2 separate regions of the Mus musculus genome follow, and region 2 is linked to region 1. A link is a contact called in ENCODE Hi-C or POLR2A ChIA-PET data. All regions are on one chromosome and are shown on one strand. The core of a region is the stretch at or near the end of the contact, and the rest is flanking DNA. Distances in the headings are between cores, read along the strand shown. Region 1 holds the start of Faap20 (Fanconi anemia core complex associated protein 20). Region 2 overlaps Ski (ski sarcoma viral oncogene homolog (avian)).

Region 1 (6,742 bases), core at 2,828-5,327:
CCAATGTAAAGCAAACCCAGAACCCAGTGAAAGACTCTTATCATAGTGCCATGTGTGACCAGCAGTCAGTTCACCTTGTATGTACTGAGGCTGGTGAACTTACAGAAGTCTTCAGGTGGAACACACCAGATCCCAGTGAGCCTCTGGATATACTGCTGGCCAACCAAGTGCCCATTACGTGCCCTCACAGGCTTCCCAGGGCTTAGCTTGCTCACTGTATCCGAGGTGACCCACATCAATGGTCAGAGAACTGACAGCAAGGCCCCTTACCTTACCTTACCTATATCTGATACCCCTGCTCCTAGGTGCTATGACTTCCAATGGCTCCCTCAACTGGCAGTGCAAAAAAAAAGGTTTTTGAAGTCCCTGAGAGTCCCTCAACCAATGTAGCCAAGGTATTAACACTTCCTTGCCTCCAGCTTTCTGCAAGGTGCCTCAAGGGTCTGTGTGGACCATCTATTGGGAGTTTCCAGGTGTCATTCCTCAAGTTGGGATCGCAGGGATTCCCCCAGATACTACCCTACAGCAAGAGCTATTTCTGTGGTACCCATCTGATAGCTGGGCTCCTTCTACTCCTAAACACAGCTCATCCCTGGCTATAGCAAGCCAACATGGATTCATTCCAGTTTATGAATGTACTACTAGAGTCACAATCAGGCATGGTACACACTGGTTATCCCAGCTACTCTGAAAGCTGAAGCAAGAAGGCAGCTTGGCCTCTGATGTTCAATACCTAGGTCACACATTGAAATAAAAGGACTGGGGGGACAGACAGCCAGGGGTTATGGGGGACAGATGAACAGACACAGACATGCAGAGACACACACAGAAAATTCACAATCACCAGGTCTCACCATATTAGTAAACATCTCCACCTGGTGAACTGCTTCACCGGTTGCCTATCTGACACACAGACATCAGAAAATATATTGGTTTCCCTATCTGTAGGTCCTACATCTGCAGATTCAAAGAATCACAGATTAAAAAATAAATACTTTTTAAAAGCGACTGGACTAAATATAAAGACTTGCCCTTGTAATCGCTCCCGAAGCAATAAAGAATTAGCAGCTGCTTCCATAGAGCCACTTAGAGATGTAGAATCCAGGAAGTAACAACTGTTTTATGTAAAAAGGACTTGAGTATCTGCAGACTGGTAAACTGGGGGGTCGGGGGGAGAGGGTACTACACTGAGTTCCCAAAGGTGGGGAAAGACTTAGGACGTTTCTGAATAGAGCAGTAAGATCTTGGAATGAAGAACACTGTATACATTTCAACCTAGTGTTCAATTCCTGCCAGCTTTAGGAAAAAAAATAGTGCTCTGTGTGGCTCACACTGGGCTAAAGGAAGGAACGAGTGGTGTGGTCCCCCTGAGGGGCATCCCCGGGCTCCCTTGTGCCAGCTCAGCTGGGCAGCAATGTCTGCATAGACTGCCCTCAGAGGACAATATGACAGCTCGCTGTCGAGCTGACCTGCCTCCTTAACAGATCCTACCCATTGTGACAACATCCCTGCCATTTAAGCCCCAGAACACCCTGCAGTGGGGCAGGAATAGAAGGGAACGCCTTGAAGTCCATGGGACATGATTTTCCGCCAGTCAGCCTAGTGATCTGGCTGCCACCTCAGGTGAGTCTGGTCAAATACATCCCAGTTCCTTTATAGCGCAACGTGAAAATGAATCACTCCAGACTTGCTAAGACTTGAGCCCACCTTGCTCACACCTACCTCAGAAAAGCAAGGCACTTTGCCAAGCTTTCATACAGCCAATTGAAAAGCACCCAGAGGATGGAGCATCCCTCTTCAATGGCCCTGTCTTCAAGTCTTTTCTTAGACACACCCAAGGACAGCACACACAAAAAGCCATCCTGGAACAAGAGGGGGGCAGGAGCCCTGACAAGATTGGGAATCTAATGGGCTCTTTGAAAACGAATTCCCCAAAAGGGTCCGAGCCCTCAGCTTCTGCCCCTGGGTAAGAAACATGGAGGTGTCCACTTTTCAAACCATACACTCTCCCATAAACAGGACCCCACTTGGAGACAGCCACAACCTGACGCAACCCAGCCCACACTCAGCATCCCCCTGTCTGAGCTTTGTGGGTAGCTGTGGCTGAGGGCTGGGCCTGGGGATCCTCCAAAATCCATAAAGGCTTGATTCTAATAAAAAGGCACATTTTGGAGGTTAGAAAGATGGCTCAGTTGGTAAAGTACCTTCTATGCAAACATTACCAATGTAAAGGTTATACGTATTCACAACCCAAGTACTGGGGGCTGGGAGAAATGGTGGAACCCGAGCCCCTCGGCTAGACACCCGAGCCAAATCAGTGAGCTCTAGGTTCAGTGAGCGATTCTCTCAAAAAAAACAAGGTGGGAAGTGTCAAGAAAAACTTGACCTGGCCTCTGTGCACATGGGTGCCTCTGTGCAAAACCCTCTGAGCATGTAGATATACTACGCAAACAATAAATATGCACATTTTTTTCTGTTTTTGTTTTTTGAGACAGGATCTCTCTACATAGAACTGGCTGTTCTGGAATTCACTATGTAGACCAGGCTGGCCTGGAGCTCAGACATCTGCCCCTCAAGAGCTGGGATTAAAGGCATATAAGCCACCACTCCCAGCTCAGCACAAATAGTTTTTTAAATCATTTGGAGGAGACTGTTGGGCTCTGAACTAGGCGCTGCCTTATGTTCTGACAGCTGCTTAATCAAGCTAACTTTGCGCTTGATTAACCAGGACTAGCAAAAAGGCTCAGCAAATAAAGGTTCCTGCTGCCAAGTCTGAGGGTCTGAGTTCAATCCCTAGGACTCGCATGGTGGAAGCTAAGAACAGATTTCAAGAAGTTGTCTTCTGACCTCCACATGCATATGTGCCATGCACACATATATGTAAATATTTATAATTTAAATTTTAGTTCTATAAACAAAAGGCCAGAGCCACATCCAGGCACTCTCTTAGCCTCCTAAGTCGGTGGACCTTACACCCTGCTAAGTCTTAAGTGATAGGACACTCACTTCGGGTCAAACGCCTTCTGGCACAACGGGCAACTCAGCAACGCAAGTGGACTCTGCACAGGCACACACTCCTGGGCGCTGGGAGTTCGACCAGAATTTAGTGCAGGGCATCCTTTCAGGGATGGAGTAGGTGACCCCAGGGAGCCTTCAGGTTCACAGAACAGGTGGCGGGAGCTTCCAGAGCCACGAAGGGCAGGTGGCAAAGGCGTCCAGGAGAAAGTCTTGGATCCCACAGTGAAGGCCTCAGGAGGCACAGTGGACTCTGGGTCAGGTAGAGACTCCTGAAAAGTAAGTCCCCATAAGGTCACAGCCACCAACACCATGACCTCCCCCAGGGCCTGAGAACTCTCTCCCAGGTCATCCTTCTTTAGTGCTTTTGGACACACCTGGCTGGGAAAAGCAGGCAGCGGTGGTAATGGCTGACGGTTCGGGGTCCAATCCGCGGTCCCGCTCACGGTGCTGCGCAACAGAGCAGCCCAGGGCTCACTCTTACTTCCCTCCGAGAGAAACCAAGGGCGGCAGTTAGGGGGCCTGGGAAGCACAGGAAGAGTCAGCCGGGGCATCCATGGTAGAGATATCGTGAAGAGTTGATTCTACAGTGAGGGGTACCAGGGCTAGGGAGCAGGTCCACAATGGGGTAATGGAGGAGGGAGTCCATAGTAAGAGACCGGGAAGGAACCTCACTTAGAAGGGTAAATGGACTCTTGGGGGAAACGGAGCCTGGGGCTGAGAAAGAAGTGGATAAATGGGCGACGTGAAGAGGGGTGGCGGAGGTGGTGGTGGGGAACAGCAGCGTTGGGGCGGAAGAAGCGACCGCGCCCCGAGAGAGGCGGAGCGCGGCTGGTAGCGAGATGCACGCGTGCGAGGAACCCCGCAGCTAGGCGGGAACATCGAGGCGTCCCCATCGCCTTCCCGGTGTCTCAGCGCCTTCCAAAGCCCCCAGGACCCCACCCTTCCGCTCTGTCCCGCCTCACCCGCCCCCCGCGGGCGGCCTCCGACGGCTCAGCCTCCCCCGCAGTCTCCGCTCCTCCTCCATCCTTCTCCAAACAGCGTCCGGCGGAAGTGAGACTTACAGCCCGGCCCGCCCTCCGACCGGGATCCGCTCCGGCGGCTTCCAGACCCCCCCCACTCTCCGCTCTGCCAAGTGCCAGCTCCCCTTTGTGGCGCTGGAAATCTAAGGCGCCGAGATCCCAACCGTTGGGAACACGAGGCTGCCGCCTTGAGGGAGAGGCGGGACAGGGCGGAGCTGCCCTCCAGTTTGCAGGGGTGCGAGATTGGGCCACTCGAGCCTGTGCAGAGCCTGGGCTCCCTTCCGTCAACACGTGCAGAGAGCTGTCAGGCTTGCCCTGCCGGTGGCACCTCCCAGACAATGCCCTGCCTCAGTTTCCAGTTCTGTAGTCTTTTTCAGGAAGGCCCCATGGATAGGACCAAATTCTCAGGCCCAGTTTTGCCAGCATCTTCTTCTTAAAGGAGGAACTGGGTTTTTCTACCAAAGAGAAGAGCAATCAAACCGCAAAGCCCAGGGGACGAAGGCTCAGAGTGAAAAACCCGGGCTTCCTACCTAACCAATATCCCGTCCTGCAATCCTGCAGCCCATCACTTGGTGGCAGCAAAAGTCCAGGCACTTTGATGTACGCATTGGGATTCGCTAGTAGCTTTCTACTTCACAGCCCCCAGGGGTCAGGGCCGTTCCAAACGCCTGTCCTGCAACCATCTGACTCGCAGACCCTTTTCCTGGGTCTTCCTCCAGTCAGAGCTTTGCACCCCATCCTTAGGTGAGATCACACACACACACACACACACACACACACACACACACACACACACCGTGTGTACTTCCAGGTTCCACATCCTGGAAGTTGTGTCTAGACCAGGGTCTGGGGATGGTTTCTGCACTAAGGTTGTCTTCTGTCTCTGCAGACTTGAAGAGGAAGAGCAAGTTTAATCTCGGAGAGCGCATGTATTTGTGCCGTATGTGTCTGGTGCCCACAGAGATTGGAAAAAGGTCTTGGACCGCCTAGAACTGTGGTTACAGACAGTTGTGAGCTACCATGTGGGTGCTAGGAAATGAACCTGAATCCTTTGCAAGAACACTGGCACAGACCTTTCATCCCAGTACCCAGGAGGCAGAGACAGGAGGATCTCTATGAGTTTGGTTTATGGAGTGAGTTCCAGGAAAGCAGGGCTATGAAGAAAGATCCTGTCTCAAACAAAACAAAACAAAAAGTTGAATTTGGGCTAGGGAGGTGACTCAGTAGGCAAAGTGTCTATGCAAGCATAAGGGCCTGAGGTCAGTTCTCAGAATTGACATGAAACCATGCAGGACAGCGCAAGTCTGGACTCCAGGTGTGCTGTGAGAGGAGAGGCAGAAACAGGAGGTTCCCCTCGCCTGAAGCTTTTGGGACTTGTGGACACAGTGCCTTCACAAGGTGGAAGGCGAGGTTGTCCTCTGACCTCCACCACGGTGTGTGTGCCCACCCTCACAACACACAGGAAGGAATTTTTAAAAAATATTTATGTATGAAAGTAATCTATCGACGGGCGTGGTGGCACACGCCTTTAAATCCCAGCACTCGGGAGGCAGAGGCAGGCGGTTTTCTGAGTTCAAGGCCAGCCTGGTCTACAAAGTGAGTTCCAGGACAGCCAGGGCTATACGGAGAAACCCTGTCTCGAAAAAACAAACCAAACCAAAACAAAACAAAACAAAAAAAACAAAATAACAAAATAACAAAAAAAAAAAGTAATCTATCTGCATGTACACCTGCATGCCAGAAGAGGGCATCAGATCCTAGTATGGATGGTTGTGAGCCACCATGTGGTTGCTGGGAACTGAACTCAGGATCTCTGGGAGAGCAGTCAGTACTCTTAACCACTGAACTATCTCTCCAGACCAGGAAATAATTAATAATAATAATAACAACAACAACATAAAAATTAAAGCCAGATGGTGGTGGTGCATGCCTTTAATCCCAGCACTCAGGAGGCAGAAACATGTGGATCTCTGTGAGTTCGAGGCCAGCCTGGTTTACAGAGCAAGTTCCAGGACAGCCAGGGCTACAAAAAGAAAAACCCTGTCTTGAAAAACAATAACAACAAAATTAAGGTTGAATTTGATGAAAATATTTTACTCTCCTGGAACTATCTGTTGTGGTGATAAGAAAGTTATTGGAAAATACTCTCTGGTTGGGATTAACCCTTGCATTTCAGAAACAACTTTTTTTTTTGAGCCAAGATTCACAACAGTTACAAAAGGATATTTCAGCCCCCCCCCCTTTTTTTGAGACAGGGTTTCTCTGTGTAGCCCCTGGCTGTCCTGGAACTCACTTTGTAGACCAGGCTGGCCTTGAACTCAGAAAACCACCTGCCTCTGCCTCCCGAGTGCTGGGATTAAAGGCGTGTGCCACCACGCCCGGCCTTATTTCAGCCCTTTGGAGGAGACACACAGTGGCACAGAAAGTGGCCCAGTGTAGGAGGCAATAAGGCTGCCTGTATCTGCCCAGTGCCCAGGTTGTGCCTACTTTCTTCTCTTAGGCTTTGCCCATCATTAGACTGAATTATCTTAGAGGAAGAGCCTAAACTCTACTCTCCAAAGCTAGTCTCAGAAGGAAAGAGGGTCTGCCAGCCAGGTTGGAGTTTTGGCATACTATTTTGTCAAGGTGGTATTAACAGAGTCCTGACTTTCTCACTAGCAAAGCTGATCCCCGGATTGGTCTCTGACATCAACAGGGGCCGATCA
Region 2 (6,742 bases), core at 1,779-4,278, 87 kb after region 1:
TCATATAAAATGAAATAACTTCCCAAAGTATAGTTTTAGAGACTTACTTGTTTTAATTTGTGATGTGTTTAAATGCTTTGCCTGCACATACATCTACATACCCACCATGTGCATTCCTGGGGCTGGAAAAAGTCAGAAGAGGACGTTTGATCCTGTGGAACCTGAGTTCCAGATGACTGTGAACCCCTCTGTGGGTGCTGTGAATAAAACCCAAGTCTTCAGCAACAGCAGCAAATGCTCTTAACCACCGAGACATTTTTTTATGTTTGTATGTTTACATGTATATATGTTTGTGGGCCATGCCATGTGTGTGACTAGTACCCATGAAGGCCAGAAGAGGGCATCAGTTCCCTAAAACTGGCATTGGAGATGGTTGTGAGTCACCTTGTGAGTGCTGGGAACCAAATCCAAGTCCTCTGAAAGAACAGCCAGGGCTTTTACCCACTGAGCCATCTCTTTAGCTCAAGGGATGTATAGACAGCATTTCTGAGGGCTTCTAAATAGGTGGGTATTAATTACATGATGTCCCCACAGCAGAGCTGGCTCATACCTGGGAAGGCTGTTCCTGTCACAAGCCAATTCCGAGTCCCTTCCTGTCATTGCCCTTTAGTCCTCAAGGCTGGCACACGCTGCACAGGGAATGCTTAGAGTGAGGCAACGAGACCTCACAGACTTCTCCCGGATGACTGTGGCCCTTTCCATGCACAGAGAGCGGGGCCTAGCCTGCCTTATTGCTGTTGGCAGCTGTTGAGTTTGGGTGTTCCCTCATAATCCATCCTGTTGTATTTGTGTGTTTAAGGGCGTAAGTGACAAGAGACCCTGGCACTAGATAGGCTGAGAGCCTGGCTGGAATCAGGCCAGCCTCATTTCCTGACACTTGTTCCTTCTGTTGGCCTTTCCTGCCTCTGTCATTTGGAAGCTTGCCTGGGTTCCGCCCTGTGGTGTGGGTACTGTCTGCATTGTCAGGGACATACAGCAGAGTCCCTGTGTTCTCCCATGACCATTTGGTGGTCACTTAAAGATGGTTGGCGTCTGGGGCAGTGACCAGAGCACTATAGGAAGTTAAGCTGCATGCTCTGATCACAACCCACCCACCTACACACACCTACACACACACACACACACACACACACACTCAAAATCAAGGATAAGAAACTGGATGCAGCTGGAAGGATGGCTGCGCAGGCCTTGGGGACAGGTTCTGAGGCAGACTCTTTTTGTTTGTTTTATTTTCGGGACAGGATCTCCTTATTATGTAGCTCTGGCTGTCCAGGAACTTGCTGTGTAGACCAGGCTGGCCTTGGACTCCCAGTGTGCATGCGTGCCCCATCACCTTGGCTCTGATAATGAAGTTTCTTCAATAGTCGGGGGGGGGGGGGGGCTATCTTGGGGTGAACCATGGCAGTGAGCTTGTTCTTTCAGGACAGGCCAGAGTGGAGACTGTCGGGATTCTGTAGCGTGTGAGGTGAGCAGATGCTGTGTAGGGCCCCTGTGGTTCTCAGTTTCTTGTGTGGGGATCTAGTTACCACGGTCACCTTAGCACAGTGTGCAGGCCTCTTTTAGAACCCCGAATCTACTCACTCCCTTCGCAGTGCCGGCCATAGTGACTACTGCCTGTGACAAGTTGCCGTGCCTTGGGACGATTTCTCCAGCTACCTGCTGTCTATGCTTGTTGGGCATCCACAGGGTGCACGGTCTGTGCTGATTGGCTCCTGCTGGCCACAAATCCCTGAGGCCCTGCCTGCCAGTTCTCTGTCCGTCTGAGGCTAGAGACAAGTGCTAGACACAGCAGCCACATTGGCCACAGCTCATCTGAATGCCAGGCCCCACTGTGACCCACAGGCCCATAGTGTCCTGTCCTGTTTCTTTCCTTGATCAGTAAGAGTGTCTCAAGTATTCTTTCTGAGGTAGAAGGTGAAGGATTGTTAAGTTCTCTGTAGGTCAGAGTGCATGGACTCCGCGGTGCAGGGTGGGGTGGGGAGGGGAGGGGTGGGGTGGGCAGATTCAGCTGGCTCTTCCCCTGCTTTGGGATGGATGGATCTGCATATCCACAGCCCTGCCTGGCCCTGCCCTTCCTGCACAGGTGCAGAGGTCACCCTCAGTGACACCTGTTCTCAATGCCTTTGCCCTTGGGATGTGGGGGAAACAAACACCACTGTCTGAAGCCCCAGAGAGGAAGTGGCCACAGGGCACCGCTGTGGCCAGCTCAGCTGGCTCCTCCCCGATACAGCCTGATAATAGCTCTTGGTATTGGACTTTTGGGGGCAGGGCTGCCTCTTGCCAGCCTGTTTAGGTCCTGGCTTTAGCTTGTGGGGCCAGAGCTCCCCTCCTGGCTTGTAGGCACTGTGGACTGTTTTTGAGGCCCCAAGAAAGGTCAGATTGGTCCTAACTGGTTCTCGTAGAGGGGACACACGCTATGGTACAGTTTTGTTAACCATTGGATGACTCCAAGGACTCCTAGTGTCCATGCTGTGGACACTGATATCCCAAACCTGACGAAGCTCTTTCTCTGTTCCTTTGAAGAGTAGGACACCTTCATCAGGGCCCTCTTGCTTAACTGCCCTTCAGCTCATGTATGCAGCTAGCTTGGTACTAAAGGGGAAATTCCTGGCACTGTCTAGTTTTAACACTTCCTTGTTCTGTAAGAGTTCTACTTGCCTTTGGACTTTCTATGAACATCTCAGGGGAGTTGTTCCAGCTACCTTAAGACTCTTCCACTAGCTCCAGGGGCTTCCCCGTCCCATGTGTGAAACATCTGGGTTGCCTTAGGAGACTTTGACCCCAGTATAGTAGTCTAGCAACCCCCCCTCCCGCCCCATGGCCCTTCTGAACAGGAAGTAGCCTCACCCAGTGGTCCTATTCCCCAGCATTTTCTGCTGGGTCACAGTTTTGAGGCTGCCTGAGAGGTGTCCCAGACTAGACTTGTGGCTTTCTCTGTGAGAGACTAGAGCTCACTTTTTGCACCTGTTCCAGTGTCTGCTCAGACAGGAAGCCCCACCCTGGTGTGCAACACCCACCTTCTGCCTTCATTGTGGGAGGGATCCTTGCAATTCCGGAAGTGGGTTCTTCTGCCCCACCAGCATCCTGAATATCTACTCCTGCAGGGAGCGTACATGGCCTCCACTGACTGAGCCTCTGCTAAGTGACAGTTTGACACTATGAGTTATTCCCTCTAGAAAGGTAGTTTTGGTGTCTTTTTTTCTTGAACAGTTATTTGTGTTTGAGGAACATGCACCCCAGCTGAGTATGGGTTTGTCTCTGAAAGTGCCCTGGGGACACCACCAGTGTCATCCCTCCAGTGATTTCCCCCAGTGCAGGCCCCTGAATACAGAGGTCCTTCCCTTTGCTCGCCCCAAAGACTTGCTTATACTTGGAAAGGCAGCAGGCCTCCCAGGCACAAGCACTGGACAAGGACCCAGCACGTGCACTGCTCACTACCTGGGCCTTGGTGAAGGCCTCCAATGGGGTGGATCATCTCTCCTCTCCAGGTTTCATGGAAGGAAACCTGTCAAGCTGTTACCTTGGCTGCCTTCTTCCTCATTGCCTCTTCAAGGAAGGCAAGGCCAGTTTTATGATAAGTTGTTTCCCCCAAGTATTCTAGAGAAGAGCCTTGTTCTTCTGTAGACCAGAAGCCTCACTTTGGCTGCATCCCTCCCATCACACCCAAGGTAACTCCCCCTTTAAAAGGAGGCTGTGTGTGGGGCCAAGGTGTAAGCTCTGCTATGTCTGCCTTGCGGTCCATGTCATCTACTTAGACCCTAGCTGAGGGACAGTAGCTTAGCGTCTGTAGGCTTAGCTGCTGAGGAAGAGGCCCACGGATTGTTCTGCACAGGGAATGTCGGTGCGTGTGTGACATGTGACATTTATTTAGGGGGAGGGCCATTGGATTTCACGTACAGACTGGCTCAGGTGTGTATCACTTAATGCTGGATGTCAAAATAGACCATGGCTGGTGCCTGAGAAAAGTTAAGGTACTGGGTGGCTTCTGTAAGCTGACAGCAAAGGCAGTGTGGTGACACCTGGTTAAAGCTGTTTTGTGAGGTGTGTCATGATCCTTCAAGCTGAGTATTTCCTTCCTCTGGGGAGAGGGTAACTGCAGTGCTCTCTAATGACGCAGTGATAAAGGCCACCCAGAGGGTAGCCCAGCCCTCCCAGGCTCCTTACAGGCTTTAATACAGCTGGTTGTTGGATCACACATGAGCCTGAAGTCATTGCTGCTGGGTCATTTAGCCCATTCCTGACATGGTCCTAGAGTGGGACTGGTCCCGTCCAGCCTTCTTAGCATCATAGCTGCGTTCTAAAGTAGTGTGGACTGAAGGCAAAGAAACTCAGGTCAAAGCACAGAGCCCGCTGCAGCTGTGAGTGAGGTCACCTCACTGCAGCCCACAGCAGCATAGCATTTCTCTGTCTCATGTGACGTCCTCGTCCCTTAGTAGACACATCAGGCTTCCCTTTCTGCACAGGGTCAAGGGCACACTGTGTTTGTAGCTCCGTACATTTGGGTCCCCGGGGCTCCTTCATAGCTGTGGAGTTACGATGATCCAGTGGGGAGCTTGATACCATGGGGCTGGTAGGAAGACCTGCCTGGGCCCAGGGATCCCAACCGGGGCCTTTTGTATTGATCACAGGTCTCAGAGCCCCCAGCTTCCATAAGACCCAAAACAGACGACACTTCCTCACAGTCCCCTGCGTCTTCTGAGAAGGACAAGCAGTCCACTTGGCTGCGGACCTTGGCTGGTTCCTCCAATAAGGTGCTATGTGGGAACCTGTCTGGGGTCTTTGGGGGTGGTGCAAGGCTCTTCTTAGAGCCAACTCTGTGCCTCTACTCAGCCTCAGGGGCATAAAGTGGCGTGTTTTTCTGTAATCACTCACATAGATTTTCTTGACAGAGCCTCGGCTGCACTCACCCTCGCCAGCGCCTTTCTGCTTTCCGGCCCTGGTCCCCTGCAGTGTCTGCGAGTGAGAAAGAGACGTCCCCACACCTCCCAGCTTTGATTCGAGACAGGTGAGTGGGGAATAGACAGGACTGAGCTCTGGTTTAGCAGGCTTTGATGGTGTTGGTGCCTTTAGTCTTAGGATAAACTGCCTAGACCATTAAAGTCTTTGATGAAGGTGCTGAGTTCACAGACAGTATTAAGAATTAGCCTCTAGCCGGGCAAGGTGGCGCACACCTTTAATTCCAGCACTCGGGAGACAAAGGCAGATGGATTTCTGAGTTGGAGGCCAGCCTGGTCTACAAAGTGAGCTCCAGGACAGCCAGGGCTATACAGAGAAACCCTGTCTCGAAAAACCAACCAAACAATCAAAAAGATTTAGCCTCCAACATTCAGGAGGCAGAGGCAACTGAATCTCTGTGAGTTTCAGGCCAGTCTGGAATGGATAGCAAATTCCAAAGCCAGGCTTGCATAAAGATCCTACCTCTGAAAACATAAAGGTCTAGTTGTGTACTGTCCTAGCCCAACCTGTGCGGCTTTTGTGGTTCTCAGCCATTTTAATCTTGACCTTGTTAGGTAAAGTAGACAGAGAAGATGTCCTGTGTCCTGGCCGACTGAGCAGGATGCGTTCTACGACTCATGTAGGGTTTTGAGAGGCAGATATACCCTGGCTAAGCATCTGTTTCCTATAGCTTCTACTCCTACAAGAGCTTTGAGACAGCCGTGGCCCCCAATGTGGCCCTAGCACCACCAACCCAGCAAAAGGTTGTGAACAGTCCACCCTGCACCACCGTGGTCTCCCGGGCACCAGAGCCTCTTACTACTTGTATCCAGCCACGAAAACGGAAGCTGACTCTGGACACAGCAGGAGCCCCAGACATGCTGACACCTGTGGCTGCTGCAGAGGAAGACAAGGATTCTGAGGCCGAGGTTGAAGTTGAAAGCAGAGAGGAGTGTAAGTGTGGACAGGACTGTTCCCCTTGGGAGGTGGGGTAAGGGGGTGCATTTGGTATGACCAAGCCAGCGTACCCTGGAGTGCCTAATGCTTTGGTTTCTCTGTCTGTCCTCAGTCACCTCCTCCTTGTCCTCGCTGTCCTCTCCGTCCTTTACCTCGTCCAGCTCTGCCAAGGATCTAAGCTCCCCAGGCATGCATGCTCCGCCCGTGGTTGCCCCCGATGCTGCAGCCCATGTTGATGCCCCAAGTGGGCTGGAGGCAGAGTTGGAGCACCTGCGGCAAGCCCTGGAGGGTGGCCTGGATACTAAGGAAGCCAAAGAAAAGTTCCTGCATGAGGTGGTCAAAATGCGAGTTAAGCAAGAGGAAAAGCTGACAGCAGCCCTGCAGGCTAAGCGCAGCCTGCACCAGGTAAGGTGGGCAGCAAGAAGGCCCATGAAATACAGGAGACAGCCTCCTTTTAGGCTGCCCAAGCCCCCTTGGGGACCCGTGGGGTTCTTCCCCAACACTCTGGAGGGCCCAGCCCTGTGAGGCATTTGCTTCCAGGAAGGCTCCCATAGTGGTCCCAGCCTCAGCTTTCCCTGTCCGTGGGCCTCACTAAAGAATTGGTGTGTTTTCTTGGCCATGACAAAGGCCAGAGTGTTAATGGGAGGGAGGGGTGGCTGCAGGAGTACTGCCTCTCACTCTGTGAGGAGTTGGTTGATTCCCCAGCACCGTCAGGGATGGCTTCTGAAGAAGCCCCTCGGAGAAGAGCCGAGGCACCTGGGATACGCTTCGGAGGTGTGTGTGTCTCCGCTGCTCACTAGGCTCCTCTGCTCTTACCTCTTCTCTAGGCCAGAGCCTTTCCTCTTACACC

Evidence for each region. Hi-C counts contacts between places; a loop is a spot of excess contacts on that map. ChIA-PET counts read pairs that join two places held with the same protein, here RNA polymerase II (POLR2A).
Region 2: a loop to region 1 is called in a map of T-helper 17 cell, with 2.1 times the contacts of the local background. The contact joins the enhancer-like site here to the promoter of Faap20 in region 1. A Hi-C loop is called at or near these places in 4 of 37 maps with a recorded cell type or tissue (CH12.LX, T-helper 17 cell, heart and 1 more). POLR2A ChIA-PET finds 5 or more read pairs at or near these places in 3 of 5 experiments (Patski and embryonic stem cell).

Annotation. Positions count from the first base shown.
Region 1 is chr4:155,247,301-155,254,042 of GRCm38, reverse strand. Faap20 (Fanconi anemia core complex associated protein 20) reads right to left here and starts at 4,077. Exons shown (of 4, transcript NM_001190445.1): 1 at 3,981-4,077; 2 at 3,393-3,537; 3 at 3,007-3,287. The coding sequence starts at 4,042.
Region 2 is chr4:155,158,843-155,165,584 of GRCm38, reverse strand. It overlaps Ski (ski sarcoma viral oncogene homolog (avian)), which reads left to right. Exons shown (of 7, transcript NM_011385.2): 2 at 4,629-4,751; 3 at 4,890-5,005; 4 at 5,627-5,889; 5 at 6,005-6,297. Among named protein-coding and RNA genes, the nearest start is that of Ski, 60 kb to the left of the region's middle. Within about 2 kb of position 3,028, at least 1 of the 3 ENCODE cell types and tissues checked has a DNase peak (open chromatin) inside an H3K27ac peak, as active enhancers do; it is heart, where a contact is called at or near this core.